Regions from separate parts of the Homo sapiens genome. Here region 1 is linked to region 2. Evidence: chromatin loops called from intact Hi-C (ENCODE). Cell type or tissue: mammary epithelial cell. All regions are shown on one strand. Each heading gives the region's core, and the rest is flanking DNA. Links, peaks and the distances in the headings are about the cores only.

Region 1 (5,361 bases), core at 242-5,241, 510 kb before region 2:
CACTGTTCCCTCCCTATCTTCCCAAAGATGCCCTCATGGCTCCTCTCTCACCTCCTTCAAATATCCCCACTCTATCGCCTTTTCCAGAGAGCCCTTCCCTATTCACCCTGCTGGCACCCCATCTTTCTTTCCTGCTTTATTTTTTCTTCTTAACACTAGCCATGTTCTCTTTTACAATATCATTTTTCTTCTTTATTTTCTATTGGTATCTCCATACACAGAAGAGGAGGAAGGTAATCTCCATAAAGGCAGGAATTTGTCTATCTTGTTCATATCACATCCTCGGAATCTAGAATAACGTCTGCCCCATACAAGGTGCTCAGTAAATATTTGTTGAACAGATGGATGAATGAATCCATACAGATGGAGAGACGATCCACCTCAAGGGAGCTGGTGAGGAGCAAAGGAGCTAAAATCAATGACAGCAACTAACTCGGGATCTGGCACCCAGAAAACGCTCCACAAATGCCCGTTCTCTTCCTTCTGAAAAGGCTGAGTACAAGCTGGGTGACAGAAGCCCAGACAGAAAGGAAGAGGTGACACCATAGGCAGACCTATGACTCCAGGCTCAGAAAAGCTGATTGGATAACCTCTGGCTCCGCCCTTGCATACTCGAGATTGAACTCACGGGTGTCTCCCTCTCCAGGGACTCAGTGTCATCCAGGAGAGCAGCAAACTCCCGGTACACACAAAATGCAGCAGAGTCAGGATCCTTGCGCAAGTCCCCTTCCCTTTTTCTCTCTGCTTCTGCACTTCCCTAGTCTTCCAGGCCCCTCCCCTCAGTGGGGCCATGCCTCACTTCTCCAGCCCTGGTTATCATATCCTCCTTCTCTAACCACACCAGGTCTGGTCAGGGACCACCTGGCTCCTTTTCATATGCACCCTCCTTGTATGATTGGTCCTCCTGTGTCAGACTGGAATCCTAGGTAGGATGTAAGCCCCCAGAGGACAAGGGCCATGTCTTACTCCATCTCTGTTGTTTTCACCTCTACTGACAGATGTATGCATCATGTTCTGCCCATTCTAGCTATTTATTTATCTTCTGTCCTACCTTGTACTGTGAATTCCTCAAGGAAGAATGTAATGTATCACTCATAGCACTTTTTAGTCCAATGCCTGACATTCAATCAATTTTTGCTAATGGAATACCCAATGGTATTAATAATCAGTATATACGGAGAAAACCCTACTAGCCACAAAACACTACCAGGTAGCTTCTCTAACCACAACTCTAGGAAAATGAAGCCATATTCCCATTTTACAGATGAGGAAAACGAGGCTTAGAGAGTATTTCATAAGCTATTTGGTAGCAGAATAAGTGTTCAAGCTGAGCTCTTCTAGCTTTTAGATGTAACTCCAGCAGCTCTGGAAAGTGTAAAGCAAAAGAAAACACCAACACGGTCCATTTTGCCATTTCACTGTGATGCTGAGTTGGGTGCCTCCCAAGTCCTTCCCACGCCACTGCCCTGTGCCAGCCCCTACTGCATACGTCTATCAACGACTTGGAGGAAGATGGTGGCGTGGTGCTGGAGATTATTCTCCTTGGGGTTCTTCACATGGCAGGTGTATTTGCCCGTGTCGCTGAACTCCAGGTCCCTCAGCACAATGGAAATGTTGTTCATCTTCTCCTTAGTAGAGCCTACCAGAGTGATGCGGTCATCGTCTTTCAACGTCACCTTGGGGTCAGACTTCTCATTCTTCACAGTCCCCTCTATGAGCTGGTGGAGGAAGGGAGTTGGGGTGAGAAAGTAGCCGAGAAAGAATCGGGGTCCTCAAGGGTCATGACATCACACCAGCCCACTCCTTGGATGCCTCCCCTGTCCAGGACCAGGAAGAGCCTGTAGTCACGCCCTGCTCCTTCCCCCCATGGTTTCCTCTTCCAGCGTCAATAGCTCTGCCTGTCTAACCTGAATTTTACTTGTTTCAGGCTAAACCCATTTCCTTTTATTAAGGTCTCCCTGGAATGCAGCACAGCTCTTACTGCTCTCTTCATAAAAGCCTTTTACCTAATGACTCCTGCAAGCACCGCACTCATCTCCCTCTGTCACCTCCCACCCAGCCTTTGCTGACACCATGTCACCTGCCCAACTGAATTTTGGCCCCCTGTCAAGACCTGGATCAATCCCACAGCTCTGCCCGTCAGCACCCTCTGAGGTCAGCATTTAATTATAACCAGAGTTGGTCTCTTGTGGCTTCCCTGTGAAAGTCTCAGGTTGGATCCCCCACTAGATTGTAGAGTGAGTACAATCTAGTGAGTTCACTCCCACCCCCACCGCAGCCGCGCCAATGCTCCTGCAGCTCTCCCTCTCTTCCTCTCTCTTTTCCCTGCCAGTCCAGCTTCTCAGCCCTTCCCTCATTCAGACTCTTCTCATTCCTTCTCTCCAAGCTTTCCAAGGCCTTTCTCTCTCCTGTTTCTTAGACTAAACTATTGATTTTTAGACAAGCAATCCAAGCTCCGGGTGTTTCTTAAGACCAGACAGAGGACTCTAGCCAAGAATTCCAACAGTCCCCGAATTCTGGCAACACGATCTAAGCATCTCTCCCAGTTACATCCTTCCTGGCAGGCTCTGAAAAGAATACTGGGAGAAAGGGTGGCAAAAGGTGGGTTCTGGGGACCATCGCAGTGGGTCTCAGTCCAGAAGGGACCAGAGCGTAGGAGGCGAGGCATGGGTGAGGGAGGCTGGGCTGTACTGTTCTTCCTCCAAATACTTACAATCTTGAATGCGTCACTGCTGTTGTAGGTCCACCGGAAGTGGAGGTCCTCGAAGCCAAAGCAGCTGGAGAAGGTGCAGGGCAGCAGGATCTCCGTGCCATTGACAGCGTAGATGTCGGTGGCCTTTCCCACAGACACCTCCAGCGACAGGGTTACGGGGAGCAGGAAGAGGCCTGTGTAAGGAGCACCGCCTCCCTTAATAAAACCCCACCAGCCTGGAGCTCTGGAAGGGGATGCTTAGGCAGGGCGGAGTAGCTTGGCCAGGCAGGTAGGTCTCTATCACCCTCAGTGCCAACCTCGGGAGGATGGCTGTCTACTCCAATCAGCACCGCCTGGGCCACCCTCCATCATTCTCCATTTCTCCCCTGGAAAGGACTGAATTCTGGACCAGGGAGTAGCCCTTGTTGCGCTCTGGATGACCACCAGGGGTCACCCCAACCCAAGGAAACAAAGGCCTGGCCACTGCCGCGAACCGCGCCCCGGCTCCGCCCCTCACCTGGGGACGCAGTGCCTGGAAGCGCTCCTGCCGCACCCACTCCAGGACGCGCAGGGCGGGCTCCCTTCTGTTTGCAGGGGAATTCCCCTAGGACAGTACGCGCCTCTCGCCAGGTTTTCAGGACTGACGGGCGGGGCGGTCGAGGAGGGGGAAGAGCCGGGTCCCGTAAGGTGAAGAAGAGAAACGCGGCCGCCGCAGTCCCGGGCCGCCGTCCAGTAGCCTCTCGTTCCCCCGCCCTGGAGGCTCCTCCCTGGTCCCCAGGGGCAGAGAGGCAGAAGGACACGTTCGGGCTGGACCTCGCTGGGCCAGCCGAGTCCGACGCCCTCTGGCCGCCAAACGGGACCCTGGGAACCGCAGGAAGACGGCCTGGCAGGGGGGAACACGGCGGGGGTGGGGACCGACGCGGGGCTTGGAGCTTGGCAGCCGCGGGGGCGCGCGGGCGCAGCCAGGGTGGGAAAGTCAGTGGCAGAAGACACCCTGGGGAGGGATTCCGGGCCAGCCCGAGTGCACGCGCGCGGGGGCGGGACGGGGAGGGCGCTGGACCCGCGGTCCCCTCCTGAGCCCTGCAGCCCGGCCTTCTCGCCACACTCCGCCCCCTCGTCCCCGAGCGCCCCCAGGCTTCTTTCTCACGCTTCGAACCTCCGCCCCAGCACTCCGATGCGGCCCCCTCCGCTGGGACTAGGCCTCTCCACTCACGGCCTCCAAACTCCCGCTCCGGAGTCCTTGTAAGGGGGCCTGGTTCCCCGCCACCCCGCCCCACACACACACCCACCCCCAGTCCTGCAGATGCCCCAAGGAAACCCCACTCGCCTCAAGGTCGGTGGAGGCGGGGGCGGGGAGGGTGTCTGGAAGTGGATGCCTGCCTCACCTCCTCCCTAGAGGACACTGGCACCTTCCAACCCCACTCTCAGGAAGGCCCTCTGTTGTCTAACTTAATTCCCTGTTCTGCATCATAAACCTCTTGTTTTGCCCCCACCGGATGATAATGCGTCTGAGCAATGCTTTTCAAATGACAGAAAAGGATCTCCAAGGACAGCAGGCAGCCCTGCTTGCTCAGCTTCTTCCTGTGCCCTTAGCTTCTGATGACAAAGTGAAGTGCTTATATCCCCCAGCCCTAAAATCACACCCCGTGGTCCAGTAACCCCATCGTGATTCGGCCATTGTCGCTAACAATAGTACTAGCTGATATTAACTGAGCATCTACTATGTGCCAGGCACATTTCATCCTCACGGCCTGTCCTATGAGTCACGTACTATTATAGGTCCACATTGTAGGTGAGACAACTGAGCCTAGAGAGGTTATGTAACTTGCCTAAGAGACCCAGATCTACCCACCAGGGCTCCAATTAGTGCTGGGAAGTTATTTCAATTAGCCTTTATTTTTGGCCAGCTCCTAGGATTTGTGGCCAACCAGGATTTGTTCTAGAGCCATGGTTTTCAAACTTGAGAGCGCATCAGAATCCCCTGGAGAACAGTTACGGCTGGCTCCGCCCAGCCCCTGGAGTTCTGATTCAGGTCTGGAGTGGAGCCTGAGCTTTTACATTTCGAGAAAGTTCCCAGGGAATGCTGTGCGCAGGGACCACACTTTGAGAACCACGGTGCGAGAGGATTTGTGCATACTAACTACGACTTTTATTAGAATGCTCAAAGGCAGGTATAATGTTCCCATTTTATATATGATGAAACTGAGGCTCAGAGAGTTGACTTGCCCAGGGCCACAGAGTAAATGGTGAATTTGAGACTGAGCAGTTACTATAGGATAGGAGAGGTATTTTATATACACTGTCTCATTTAACCCTCATCATAATCCTATAAGTTACTATTTTTATTCCCAATAAACAAATGAGGAAACAGGCTTAAAAAGATTACCTTGCTCATGGCCACACACCCAGTGAGTGGAATAAGCAGCGTTCAGATATTAGCCCCTTTCCACCACTCTGTGACCAACCACACTCTCCAAGAAAAACACTGCTATCAGGGCTTAGCACTCCATAGAACTCCTGCCTTTCTGTTTACCTCTGCCCTCCTCCGCCCCATCTCCCCCAGAGGTCTAGGGACAGAAGCCAGACACAAGATCCCACTCTCCAGTCTGCAGCCAGCACTAGAACCTTTTGGTGGGAGATACCAACTCTGCTTCCCACCCTCCACAGCC
Region 2 (5,359 bases), core at 360-5,359:
TCTGTCAGGGTCCAGGGAGTTTAGAGAGCCCAGGACTGCTGTGGTGTGAGAAGGGAACATTTCAGCCTGGGGCTCACATGGACTGGTAGGGTCTAGGCTCTGGACCTATTTAGGACTAAGCTCCAGGGCTTTCTAGGGGCTGGGAGGGGAAAGGGCAGATAGGGAGGCAGGTGAGAATATTCCTGGGCATGGGTGAGCCCCATCTTAGACCTTCCTCTCTTCCTTTGGCAGAGCCCGAACCCAGCCCTCACCTTCTGCGTAAAGACCCATGACCGGCTGTACTACATGGTGGCCCCATCTGCAGAGGCCATGCGTATCTGGATGGATGTCATTGTCACAGGGGCTGAGGGCTACACTCAGTTCATGAACTAACTGCCGTGGGCCTCCTGGCAGAGCACAACTGGGGCTTTTGTATAAGAAGACTTTAATATTCTGTAAGGAGCTTGGTCCTGTGAGTTTCTGGGCTCTGGCCTCCTGAAGAACCAGCCAGAAGAAGAAAAGTAGAGGTGGCTTTGCTGCCTCCTGGGAGCCCAGAACTTGCAGTAACCCTTTAGGGTCCTGCCCCAGGCCCAGCCAGGGCTGAGGAGCTGTCACAGAGAGGGCCTCAGCTCTGACCTGACACCTGCTCTCCCCAGCCTGTTTTCTCTTTTCTAAAAGACAAATTATGGTACCATAAGCTGCCAAAGATCCCCTCCTGCCTCAGACCCCTTTGCCAGGGGCTTTGGGGGCTGAGCAGAGCCACATCCAGAGTGGGGTAATAGCTCAGGCGGCCCGCTTCCCATTTCTCAAACCCCGCTCTGCCCCATTGTTCTCCTTTCCCTTATACTTTTTATTACCTTGCTCAAGGGCCAGAGATCTCAAGTGTCAACCTTGAGGTCCCAGCTCCATCCCCTAGTTGCAGACTCATCACCATGGTTACCATAGTGACTGCTTCATTGCCATGGTTACATACTAATTGCTGCAGCTCTGTGGCCCAGCCCACTGCTTCAGCTGTGGGCCATCTGAGGGTACGTGCCATCATCTCTCCAGCCCAGGCCCCTGGGCATCTCATGCTGGGGGGAAGGGACTGAATACCTTTTTCCTTCCCCCTGCCTGTGTCTTCAGCCCTGATGCACAGGCTGCCAGCCCCCCAGTCCAGCCCTCTCCCTTCCACTGGTGCCTTGCTTAGAGCCAGAAGGGATGAAGCCGGGGGATCTATGGAACAGAGGAGGAGCGATGCAGTTGGGAGAGGAAGCTAGAAGGGTTATGGTTGGAGTTCTGTACAGTGTTGAGTTTCCGACAGGGAAAGAGGATTCCTCCAATGCTCCTAGAGAGAAAGCCTGAGCAGGAGATGATGCAGCAGAGGGGAAGGGCCCTGTGGTGCCGCCGCCCTTCCTTCAGCCTCCGAAGGGTGATGGAAATGGAGAGTGGAGGACCAGGCCTCCAGCTGTCTGGCCTCGCCCTTCACGCCTTAACACTAAGCCCACCTCCCCTGCTCTCCTTCCCAGCATTGAGCCCTTGGTTGCCTGGGCCCAGGCTGGGGGTTTTCAGTATTTGTAAGCATTTCAGCAGAACAATAAAGCCTTTGGACTACGGAAGTGAGTGGAAGGCCGGTGTGGGGCTTGGCGCTGAGGCACTTGGGGATAGGTCTTCCCTCCAGAGCAGGATTTCCACCCTATTCAAGGTTCCAGGAGGGAGCTAGGCCCCTACCCATGACCTCCAGGTCGTGACCCTGCCCTCCACTTCGCTCTGAGGACAGGCTGGGAGGTAGGAGGGCATGAAGAGGCAGGGGAAGGCAGGAACTGGTGCAGAGGTTTAATGGGGCAGGAGCTGGGGCCAGGTGAGGAGAGGAGGGCTGTCACCATGGCAGGAGGCTGAGCAGGAGGCTGGGCAGAAGGGTGGCCGCCAGGCAGTGGGGCTCCAGGAAAGCCAGCTTGGCCCCTGAGGTCAGCCGGTCACCATAGCGGTCCAGCAGCATCAGGACCACGCCATTCGTCCAGCCAAATCCCTCCTGGGAGAGGCAGGGCAGTGGGGCCAGTTTCTGGGGAAGCCTCATACCCTTGGTGGGGGCTGTGGGCTCTCTCCCCAGGGGCACTGGCCCTGCCTAACCCCAGCGGTACAGGAAGCACCAGTCAGCTCCTCCCCCGGGCCCACATGCAGGTGAGCACACTGAGGCCTGGGGCGGGGGTCATGAGCAGCAGAGTTCAGGAGTTCCCTGGTGTTGGCCAGCCCACCCCTGGCCTGCTCACCTGAACTTCATATTCTCCTCCCCCACCGGGCTGTCCACCGTTGCTGACGTCATACTGGGGACAAGCGGGTGGGCTGTATGTCAGGTACTGCCCCCCAGCTCCAGGAACAACAAACAACCAGAGCCCCTGGGGAGAAGCTGCTCTGCCTGCCCAGCAGCCCCTGCAGTGCTCAGGAGTGGCCACTGGGACAGCCTGGGGGTGCAGGGAGGGCTTGGGCCAGCTCACCTTCTCATACATGGCTGACTTCTGCGAGTAGACATCAAAATTGGTTCGGATCCAATTCTGAGCCAGCTGGAAAGCCACTTCCTGGGCCCGACGTAAAGGTGCCTTGGCCAGGCCTAGACCCCATTGCAGGCAGGACTCAACCTCCAGGTCTCCCATCCCAGACAGAGCAGTGGCTGCACCCTACTCTCCCCAAGGAGGGAAAGAGGCCTGGGCCCTAAGACTTCCTTCCTGAGACCACAGGCCAAACTGCCCTTAATCGACGGCCCTGGTTTGAAGGGCGAACAGGACTGATTGCACTGGACAGGCTGGGTGGACATAAGTGTCAAGTGGAGGCCAGGAGAGCAGAGGAGCGAGAGAAAGGATACGGGGCCTCTTGTGTCTTTTGTTCATGCCTCCCCAGCACCAGGGAGGCCCACCTCTACACCCTGGGAAGGGTCCTTGGCTGTGTCAGCCCTGCCTCCCTACCTCTGATGACCAGGTCCTGCAGGGGGGCCCAGGCATTGGGGAAATCCCACTGCTGGCCTGTCTTCTGGAGAGAGGTCGGGATCCCATACTGGTAAGTCAGGATCCGGTTGTCCTAGAAGGTCCCAGACATTCCCATGACTGTGGGTGGGGCTGGACTGGGAGCCAGGACAGGACGCTGGACCCCGCGGGAAGCCAGACGTCCCCTTCCTGGCTCTTCTTTTCTCGGCTCACAGCTGCCCCCCGGTGGCTCTGGTGGGACCCGCAGGCTGGGACAAGGGGCATAGCCGGAGGAAGCGCCCTCCCCTGCAGGTCCTGTTCAGGGTCGGGAGGGGGCGGTGCTGCCTGCAGTGGACCCGAGCCACCTGCTGTGCCCTCACCTCCAGGTATTTCAGAGCCTTGTCCGCCACGCCAGGGTCAGAGAAACACCCGGCCCAGAGTGGAGTGAGGTTGGATGGGTAAAACTCCCGGTTTTTCTTCTTCTTCTCAAGGTCGTAATCGAACCAGGCTCCGGTCTGCTCATCCCACAGGACTGTGTTCAGGGCGGCCAAGCGCTGCGACCGCAGGATTCTGTACTTCGTGGCCTGGGAGTCGTTCCCTGGGGCAGTGCTGCCTTTAGAGCCAGCAGCCAGTGCCCTGCCTGCTGCCCCAGGCTTTTTTCGTGGTTCTACTTTAGCCTCCCCGCTTTGTGTTTCTCTGCAAAGGCTGAGACACCCTGATGACCAAGGGGATGTGCCGATCTGGAGCCCACCACATTTCTGGCCTATGGCCCCGCACTGCTCCCAGGGAACCACTGGAGCTGATCTGTCCCCAGGGTCTCCAGGGTCTATCCTCCCAAGGGTACTGGCTGGGTGGATTCCCCTAGCTCTTAGGGGGTCAAGGGCAGCTGTCTGAGGGAGAGGGAGTGGAAGGATTTTGGATGCGTGGACTAGGGTTCCCCTCACAGACCCTAGAGACCCTCACAGTAAGAAAGGGAGGAAGAGAGGATTAGGGTTGGCTCCGTTTGTTCTCTTGTCTGGTACGCAAATGTGAGTGCAGGCTTCCACTAGGGCGGGGCTCGACAGGCTAAGTTGCTGAAGGCCTGTCACACAAGGGTCCTACTTCCAGTTCTATTGCCAAGCCTGAGCAGGAAACCAAGCTCCCTGCTTTCCCTTCCCTACTGGGGTGCTCACCCAGCCTGGAATAGAAGTTGCTCATCAGCTCCTCTGCTTGGCATAGGAAGGCATTCAGGTCAACAGGCACCAGTTTGCTTGTTCGGATGCCGCTAAGCGAGTTGGGGTTTGGGCCTCCAATGAGCCAGCGTGAAGAGAAGTCCCAGCCAGACTCAGCCCCAGCCTTGAGCTCAGCCCACAGAGCCTCCCGGTCTCCTGTGAGGACAGAGCAGGGAACCAGCCAGTCCCGGCTGCAGGATAGGCAGCCATTGACAGGAGACCAGAGCCTGACACAGCAGGTGTGCAGCTGCCCTGCCCCCAGCCCTCCCTCACCCTCCTGCTGCTCACCTTCTGGCAAGGTGTCAGCCAACTCCACATCTTTGCTGTAGGACTCAGGCCTGGCAAAGAGGAGAGGTGGGCAGCCTGGCACTAGTAGCTACTAAGCCCCTCTGTGGTCAAGAAGAGGCTGAGCCATCTTGATCCAGCTGCCCTTGGGCCCCACAGCCCAGGATTGCAGAGGGCTCTCGGTGTCACCATCTGAGAGGCCAGGCTAAGTCACTCCTCCTCCTGCCCGGGGCATTGTGATGCTCTAACCAGAGTGAGCAGGTAAGAGATTGAGGGGTGGGCTGCCCAGTTCCTCACCTGGGTCCCCCATAAGGGACATAATAGCGATTCAGGAGGTAGTTCTTTCCCTCCAAGCTCACAGAGACAGTCCTGTTCTTGGTCCAAAAGTCCAATTCCAAGGCTAGTGTTTCAATGTTTTCCCTGGAGTGAAGCAGACAACACCTCAGCCCAGGCGTGCTGCCCATCCCCAGCCCTGAGAGGTCTGAGGGATGGGTGGGTCTGCAGAGCAGCACAGGGAGGGTGGTACCCACTGTAGAAAGGCGGTGTCATTGGTGTGAGTCAAGTAGCAATCCATCATGAGGGTCAAGAGTGGGGGCTGGCTCCGCTGCAGGTAGTACACGCGCCCACCATTGGGGACATGCCCATAGCTGCCAAGGGGAAGGCCTGCTGAGATGCCCTCTCCCCAGCAACTGGCACCAAGGCAATCCAGCTGCATGCCCGTGGCACACCTGCCTCTCCTCCCCACCTAGGCTGGAGGTGCCTGGCCCCCCTCACGTTTTCACCAGGTCCAAGAAGTTCTGCAGCATGCCCTTCACCGTCTCAGCCATCTCTGAGAGGAGCAGACCCTCCATGACCCAGTAGGAGTCCCTGGGGAAGGGGCAGCTTAGGCACCACCCTGCTGCCTCCCTCTGCCCTGCACACCAGCCAGTGGGGCACTCTGCCCTGCTG

Evidence for each region. A loop is a pair of places that touch in the nucleus more often than their neighbours do. Peaks named below come from ENCODE experiments on the same cell type or tissue, not always from the same donor. Only the 100,000 strongest peaks of a DNase experiment are listed, where the experiment ranks them.
Region 1: a loop joins it to region 2, with 3 times the contacts of the local background. A loop is called at or near these places in 9 of 110 quality-filtered maps.

The regions. Positions count from the first base shown.
Region 1 is chr11:118,142,344-118,147,704 of GRCh38, forward strand. SCN4B (sodium voltage-gated channel beta subunit 4) reads right to left here. Exons shown (of 5, transcript NM_174934.4): 2 at 2,714-2,886; 3 at 1,490-1,718. Among named protein-coding and RNA genes, the nearest start is that of SCN4B, 7.8 kb to the right of the region's middle. RefSeq lists enhancers at 1,461-2,660, 2,877-3,076 and a silencer at 3,497-3,566. In mammary epithelial cell, for the core only: a CTCF peak has its summit at 3,138 (motif pointing right); a DNase peak (open chromatin) is centred at 3,258; H3K4me3 peaks cover 916 bases; H3K27ac peaks cover 394 bases.
Region 2 is chr11:118,656,452-118,661,810 of GRCh38, forward strand. PHLDB1 (pleckstrin homology like domain family B member 1) reads left to right here. Exons shown (of 23, transcript NM_001144758.3): 23 at 232-1,577. The coding sequence ends at 372. It overlaps TREH (trehalase), which reads right to left. Exons shown (of 15, transcript NM_007180.3): 6 at 5,186-5,278; 7 at 4,942-5,058; 8 at 4,709-4,831; 9 at 4,415-4,464; 10 at 4,088-4,282; 11 at 3,296-3,513; 12 at 2,919-3,030; 13 at 2,454-2,566; 14 at 2,229-2,282; 15 at 865-1,990. The coding sequence ends at 1,838. Among named protein-coding and RNA genes, the nearest start is that of MIR6716, 15 kb to the left of the region's middle. RefSeq lists enhancers at 1,981-2,530, 2,189-2,483, 2,531-3,080. In mammary epithelial cell, for the core only: CTCF peaks have their summits at 2,428 and 3,188 (motif pointing left); a DNase peak (open chromatin) is centred at 3,170.